2 separate regions of the Homo sapiens genome follow, and region 2 is linked to region 1. The links are chromatin contacts, found by Hi-C or POLR2A ChIA-PET in ENCODE. All regions are on one chromosome and are shown on one strand. Each heading gives the region's core, a stretch centred on a gene start or an enhancer-like site at or near the end of the contact. The rest is flanking DNA. Distances are from core to core; before and after follow the strand shown. Region 1 has its middle 29 kb from the start of MEF2A. Region 2 has its middle 9.8 kb from the start of LINC03080.

Region 1 (3,078 bases), core at 371-2,870:
TCTTGGGATAACTGCTATTACTATTTTCATTTTACAGATAATGAAATAAAGCTCAAAGAGGCTCAGTTTCCAAGATTACACAACCAGGTAGGTGCTGAGATAGGATTTAAATCCAAGACCACCTAAATCTGAATTACAGTCATTTTACTATATTATACTATGCTATACTATCAATATAACAACACTACACTATACACCAGACTATACTATACACTATACCATACCATACCATTACCATCCCATACCATCCCATGCCATACCACACCACACCATACCATTATCATACCATAGCATGCCATTACCTTAACATGCCATGCCATACTATGCCAGGCCATACCATACGGTTACTAGGCCATCCCATACCATACCATACCATCCCATACTAATGCCATCCCATCCCATACCATACCATCCCATCCCATACTAATACTATCCCATCCCATCCCATCCCATACCATACCATCCCATACTAATACCATCCCATCCCATCCCATCCCATCCCATCCCATCCCATACCATACAGGCAGCCTCCTTACTTTCTGGGGTGAATTCACATTTCCTGGAAATACACATATTATAAAATATACATACTATTGTGTACGTACTTTAGTAGAGTTTATAAACTTTATTAAATAACTATTCTTAAGTTTAAAGGCAGGTATATTAGTGAAGTCATTAAGTTGTTAGTAATGCCTATTTTTCTTTTCCAAATGATAACCAAAAATAATTTTTGCATGGGAAAGAGCCTTTTGTTTTTCCTCAAATTTTAAGCTTTCCCCTAGGGAATGAAAATTTCAAAGATGTTAAATAGTTCCCTAACTCAAGGTCTAAAGCAGGGGCAAATGTCCTATTCAGTAAGCCTGGGAACTCATCTACATTTCCTCCGGGTCAAGAGGCAGAGAGGCCGGAGTGCTTTCAGCTCTTGTCTGAAGATGTACACTGACAGCACATGGGCAGGTCACGAGGCAGCAGGATGCTGAGACAAGATCCATACTCCCATTCCTGACTCTGTGGCTCATACGCTGGGGAGCCCTGAGCAAGTTACTTACCCTCTTGGGATCACAGTTGCCTCATTTTTACAAAGAGTGTGTTAGACTAGATGGTCTTATATAAGGCCTCCTCCAGAGAAAAAAATGATAGAATTTGTGCTTTTTATAAGGCAGACTGTGTGAGCTATACTGTTAGAGTTTTAAAAAGCACACAGCTTACAAAAGTATTTTATAAACTATAATCTAAATAGCATCTGAAAGCAAATGCAACATTTTAAAAAATCCTTATCTCTGGGTGGTAGAATTTCCTTCTGTATGTTTTTCTGCCTTTTTCAATTTCTGTACAATGAATATGTATTATTTTTGTAATCTGAAAAAAATTGTATTTTGTTTTTTAACACATTGGAAACTGCAAGGGAACCAAAAATAGAATAAAACAACCCAAATTTTAATGTAGCCAGGATACCAGACAGAAGGCCCAACATCCCACATATTATGGAACGTTTTAAGGTGTCAGGGGGTCAGGATCTCATCTGACAGATGGACTCACCAGCAACCCAGTCCTCTCAGCAGAATCCGGGGACAGTGTTTCCATAATGACTCACGGGGACGGTGCCAGCCAACCCCAGATCACAGCCTTTTCCATTTCCAGCCCCAGAGTTGTCACAGCCTGACACTGTGGTTCTCATGGAATTCTGAAACAAGCCTGGCTTCATCATAATGACTGCCTATTCAAGGCAGAAATGGGAAGGAGGATATGACTAATGACATTTGGAGGGAGATTGGGAACAAAACCAAAAATTACAGTGACTTTCTGGTTGGGACACACTGGTTAGGAACAGAACTGCATATTCAGAAATCCAAGAGTGTGTGGCCTGGCCAAAGGACCAGAGGCAAAAATAAACATCAGACCTGCCCAATTTGTCAGTTTTGAGTGATGAATCTTGAGCTTCAGGCTGGGAGTTGGGCAAGAAGCCATTTGACAGGTGGACTCCTCAGCAGTGGGGGCAAACTTGCTTGGTGGGGAACCACAGTAGGGAGACCCATCTTGGCATGAAGGACACTCCCAGTTGTCTTGTAAATGCTATCCCCCCAACCCACGCCAAAATTATCCTCATGGCATCTCACATTCCCAAGGTAGATTCAGACAAAATCATTGTCAGTTCACAAGCTTAGCCAATTGTGTAAGACTCACAACTCCCAGGCACTCCAGTTTCCATTCATTAATAGGGGTTCTTATCCTGGACCCACGGACTTCTCAGGGGTCTGTGGACAGAATTCAGGGGTCTTTGATCTTGGGTGAAAGAGCAATTGGATGTTTATTTTTATTAACCTATGACTGAAATTTAGCATTGCCTTCTGTAATGTATGTTGGCAACAAACCACAGTAACATCAATAGTACCCTGACGTTGTCAGCAATGGGAAGTAGTGATATATTTAAATTACATTACCTTGTTGTAAATATCTCAAAATAATGCTTATGCTTATTACTGCTTGAAAATTACAGAACTCATTAGACCCACTATTAGGTCTTGTTATTCAATGCATTAATTAAGAAACACATCTATTACTATGGCACAAATTCACTTAGAAAAATATTCTAATAACTACATCCACTATAATGATTTCCACTGTAGTCCTCTGTATTTTACCTTGTGCATTTCCAAACATTCTCAAAAGTAATCCATAGGTTTCACAAGATGGCCAGAGGATCTGCAGCATAAAAACATTTAAGAATGACTGCATTAAAATAAAAATATGGTACTTCCTTTTTCATCCACATTCAACATTAGACTAAATCTTTGGTACTTGATTACCTCTGAAGACTTCGGCTGCCAGGCGAGATGGGATAATGGGTCAGAGACTCTCCATCAATATAACTTAAAATCTGCACCAAATATACAAAACAACTATTTTCAAAACATTGGAAATCAGCTAACAAAGTGTAGTGATCCATGAGAGCTGGGAAATGAATAAAGGGAAGCCTACCATTGCCAAAGTGTACAGCCAGAAGACAGTTTCCAGGCATGAGTGCAGGCAGGGGAACCCAGCTGGAGCCTGCTAGTCTCCCCTGGTTAAGAAGACTTC
Region 2 (3,078 bases), core at 357-2,856, 110 kb after region 1:
TCCCACGCCGATCCCCAGAGTAGCTCCCCGGGATGCTCTCTCCTCATCACTGCATCTGCCGCCCGCCCAGGCCCTCTGACTTTACCCTCCCGCAGGCCCCTCCCGTCTGAGGTGCTCTGGAATGCCTGTGGTGTGATTGTGCATGAACTTTTACGTGCCTGCGTCCATGCTCGAGAGCGGTCTTGCCTGAACCACCTTGTCTCAATAATCAGCATGAAACTCCTCAAAAGAAACAGAGAGGCCCCTCAGAACATCACGGAAAAGACGATGGCTCCAAAACAGCTAGATTCTAATCCCAGCTCTGCTGCGGGGCGCGGCCTCGGGCACACCTGTGCTCCGTGCATGTGACGTGACTCTCAAAAGCATCCATTTCCTCATCTGGAAAACGGGACAGTTCCTGGACTCTGCGCACCTGGAAGTGACCATGAGGGTCAAATGTTTCTCAAACTGCAAATGCTTTTCAGATGCTGGCGCCGTGACCAAAGACCTGGCTCTTACATCTGCTCTGTTTTCATGGGACACAGCCCTGGGTATACAGTAGGTGCTTAATGCAGGTGACCGTGAGGAAGGGCTGTGGCCCGTGGAGGGCAGGCAGGTGGGATTCAGCTGAGGTCCTCAAAGGCTGCACTATGGGAAAGGCTGAGCGGCAGGAAAGGGACAGACAGGCCCTCCTCCTGGGGCCCAGGGCTGGGAACCAGAGCCCCTCCTTTGGCCACTCTGAGGTGGAAGAACAAGGAGCACATAGGAGGAGTGGCCCAGGCTCTCCACCTGAGGACATTCGGAGGACCTAGAAGCACTGGCAGAGCCTGAACGTGGCACCGTAGCCTCCTGCTGGCTGGAGATGTGTCTGGGCGGTGTGTCTTGGCATGGAATCCACAGCCAGCTAGCCTGAGGCGGGGATGGGGCCAGGACCCCCGGCTGTACAGACGGAGAGCCAGAGGCGGTTGCAGGTTCCCAACCGACAGCGGAGCTGATGAGTGGCGGGGCTTTCATTTGTTGACAGGAGATGCATGTCTGAGGCCAGAGCCAACTTCTTCCAGGGAGCGGCTTCCTTCCTCCTCAAAGGACACAGGGGACACAGATGTCCAGGAGGCTGTTTAGAGAGGGCCCGAGTGGTGAGCTGTGCAGGGGTCCTCACGCCCCGGCCCCGTCTTGGATATGGGGCTGGAGACTTAGGAAGTGAGTGCTGGGTCCTGGGGTTCCCTCATCCGCCTTCAGGAAGATGTGAAGGGGCTTCCTGCGGCCTTTGGCAGCATTCATCCCAAACCCCAAAGCCTCCTTCCCCTGGCTCCGTGGCAGGAGCAGTTGCATTCTCCTGTCTGAGAGGGGCCACCTCCTTCCCACCTTGCCCTCTAAGTTGGCTCAGGCTGCGCAGGGCTCAGGCTGAGGTCCAGACCCTCATGCCAGCTTGGTGCTTGGCCAGAGCTGCAAAATTGGAGCTGGGCTGCCAGGGGGAGGGCACCGCTGAGGCCTTCTAGGCCCAGACGGGCTGAGAGAGCCCCCGCCCCCCACCCCAGCCTCACCCTCCACCCGAGGCCCCTGTCATGGGTGTGGGTGACTCAGAGGAAGTTCTGGTTTCTGTCAGATTTTGAGGCTGAGGCAACCTGATCCTGAAACAATGACAAGCCTCAGAACGGTCCTTCCCACTCCCTCAGAGGAGCGTTTCAGGCCTGGCCAATAACACAGCAGAACGGAAAATGACTTTGGGAAGGAAAGGTCAGGCGGCTAGGCCTCCCATGGAAGGCAGCAGGCGGTTGCTCAGGTCAGAGGGCCAAGTGGCGCGGTCTGTGGGCACCGGCAGCTGGCAGTGACCCTGCAGATCAACCTGGGCCCGGGCTGCAGACACCAAGCAGGGGCACCTGCCTGGCCTGGCTGCCTCATGTGGCCCCCACAGCCTTTGTCAGGACACCTCAGGACAGTGGCCTGGCCTCTAGGCCAGTGGGCCAGCTCGGGGTGCTAAAGCCTAATTTGCCTGGAGCCCCGGGCCACTCATAGATTCAGGAGGAAGAGGTGGGGTAGAGGTGGCAGAGGGAGAGCAGAGCCTGGCACACAGCATTTGGCACCATAACTGAGGCAGCTGCTTTCCTTAAGGAGCTGCCACTGACAGGATCAGCACTTACAGAGCCCCTGCTGTATGCCAGGAAGTACATTTATTATTGCTTCTTGTCACATTGGCCCTGCCAGGTATGTACCCCAAACATTAGCCTCATTTCACAGATAAGAAAATTGAGGCTTCCGTGATTAAGCAGAGGCTGTGATGTCCCATCCAGAGCCCCAGCCACCCAGCTCTCCTGCAGGACAGGAGATACCTACTAGCCTGCTTCTCGATTATTCTTTTCTTCCCTGCCACCTTGGGAATATCCCTCCCACTTGCAAGCACAGGTCGGCTATGCCAGGGGAGTCTGTGCCCCAGGGCCCCTTCATCCATGGGGATGGGAGTCTGTAGAAATGCTCACCTCCGCCCTCTCCAGTGGGGACATTGGAGGCCTGTGTCCCACAGTCTCCCTGAGGGCCCAGTGGGTTGAGCCCATTGCCCGCAGTGGAAACCCCTCATTCATGGACCTGTCTCCCTCCCCTGCCTCCCCCTCCACCTCCACCCCTGCCCTGCCCTTCCTCGGATCACTTCATGCACCCAAGTCCTCATTGCAGTCTGCTTGAGGGGGATCCCACATGTAGCCATGCCCCTTCCAGGCAGAGAGAAGCAGCACAGGCCCCTGGCTGAGTGTGCCACGGCGGGTGCAGCAGGAGTGCAAACGCAGAGTTCAACTCGGCATCCAGCTGGAACCCATGTTAACTTGCGTTTGACCAGCGTAAGAGAGACAAGAAGATGAGTAGAACTGTAGCAGTCAAAATGCTTCAGCTGCAGGTAATAGGAAGTCCAGCTCAAACCGGTTTAAGCGGAGGCCAGGGGCTGCAGGGTGGGCATCTCCCATGGCACCTGCTCTGGTCCCTCAGTCCCCCTGAGTGGTGCACACTTCCCTCCACAAGGTGTGTTGCCGGGTGGCCACGGCTGTCCTGGGCTCGCATTTGCTCATGACAGTGTCTGGAGAGCTCCGCCTTTGAGGGCTCTTCCTGGGG

What was found. A loop is a pair of places that touch in the nucleus more often than their neighbours do. ChIA-PET counts read pairs that join two places held with the same protein, here RNA polymerase II (POLR2A). Pooled maps may share reads with other maps.
Region 2: a loop to region 1 is called in a pooled map, with 1.9 times the contacts of the local background. The contact joins two enhancer-like sites. A Hi-C loop is called at or near these places in 1 of 50 pooled maps. POLR2A ChIA-PET finds 5 or more read pairs at or near these places in 3 of 52 experiments (WTC11, activated naive CD4-positive, alpha-beta T cell and naive thymus-derived CD4-positive, alpha-beta T cell).

Annotation. Positions count from the first base shown.
Region 1 is chr15:99,535,458-99,538,535 of GRCh38, reverse strand. No RefSeq gene overlaps it. Among named protein-coding and RNA genes, the nearest start is that of MEF2A, 29 kb to the left of the region's middle. Within about 2 kb of position 1,620, at least 12 of the 41 ENCODE cell types and tissues checked have a DNase peak (open chromatin) inside an H3K27ac peak, as active enhancers do.
Region 2 is chr15:99,423,864-99,426,941 of GRCh38, reverse strand. No RefSeq gene overlaps it. Among named protein-coding and RNA genes, the nearest start is that of LINC03080, 9.8 kb to the left of the region's middle. RefSeq lists a silencer at 1,534-1,593. Within about 2 kb of position 1,606, at least 20 of the 41 ENCODE cell types and tissues checked have a DNase peak (open chromatin) inside an H3K27ac peak, as active enhancers do.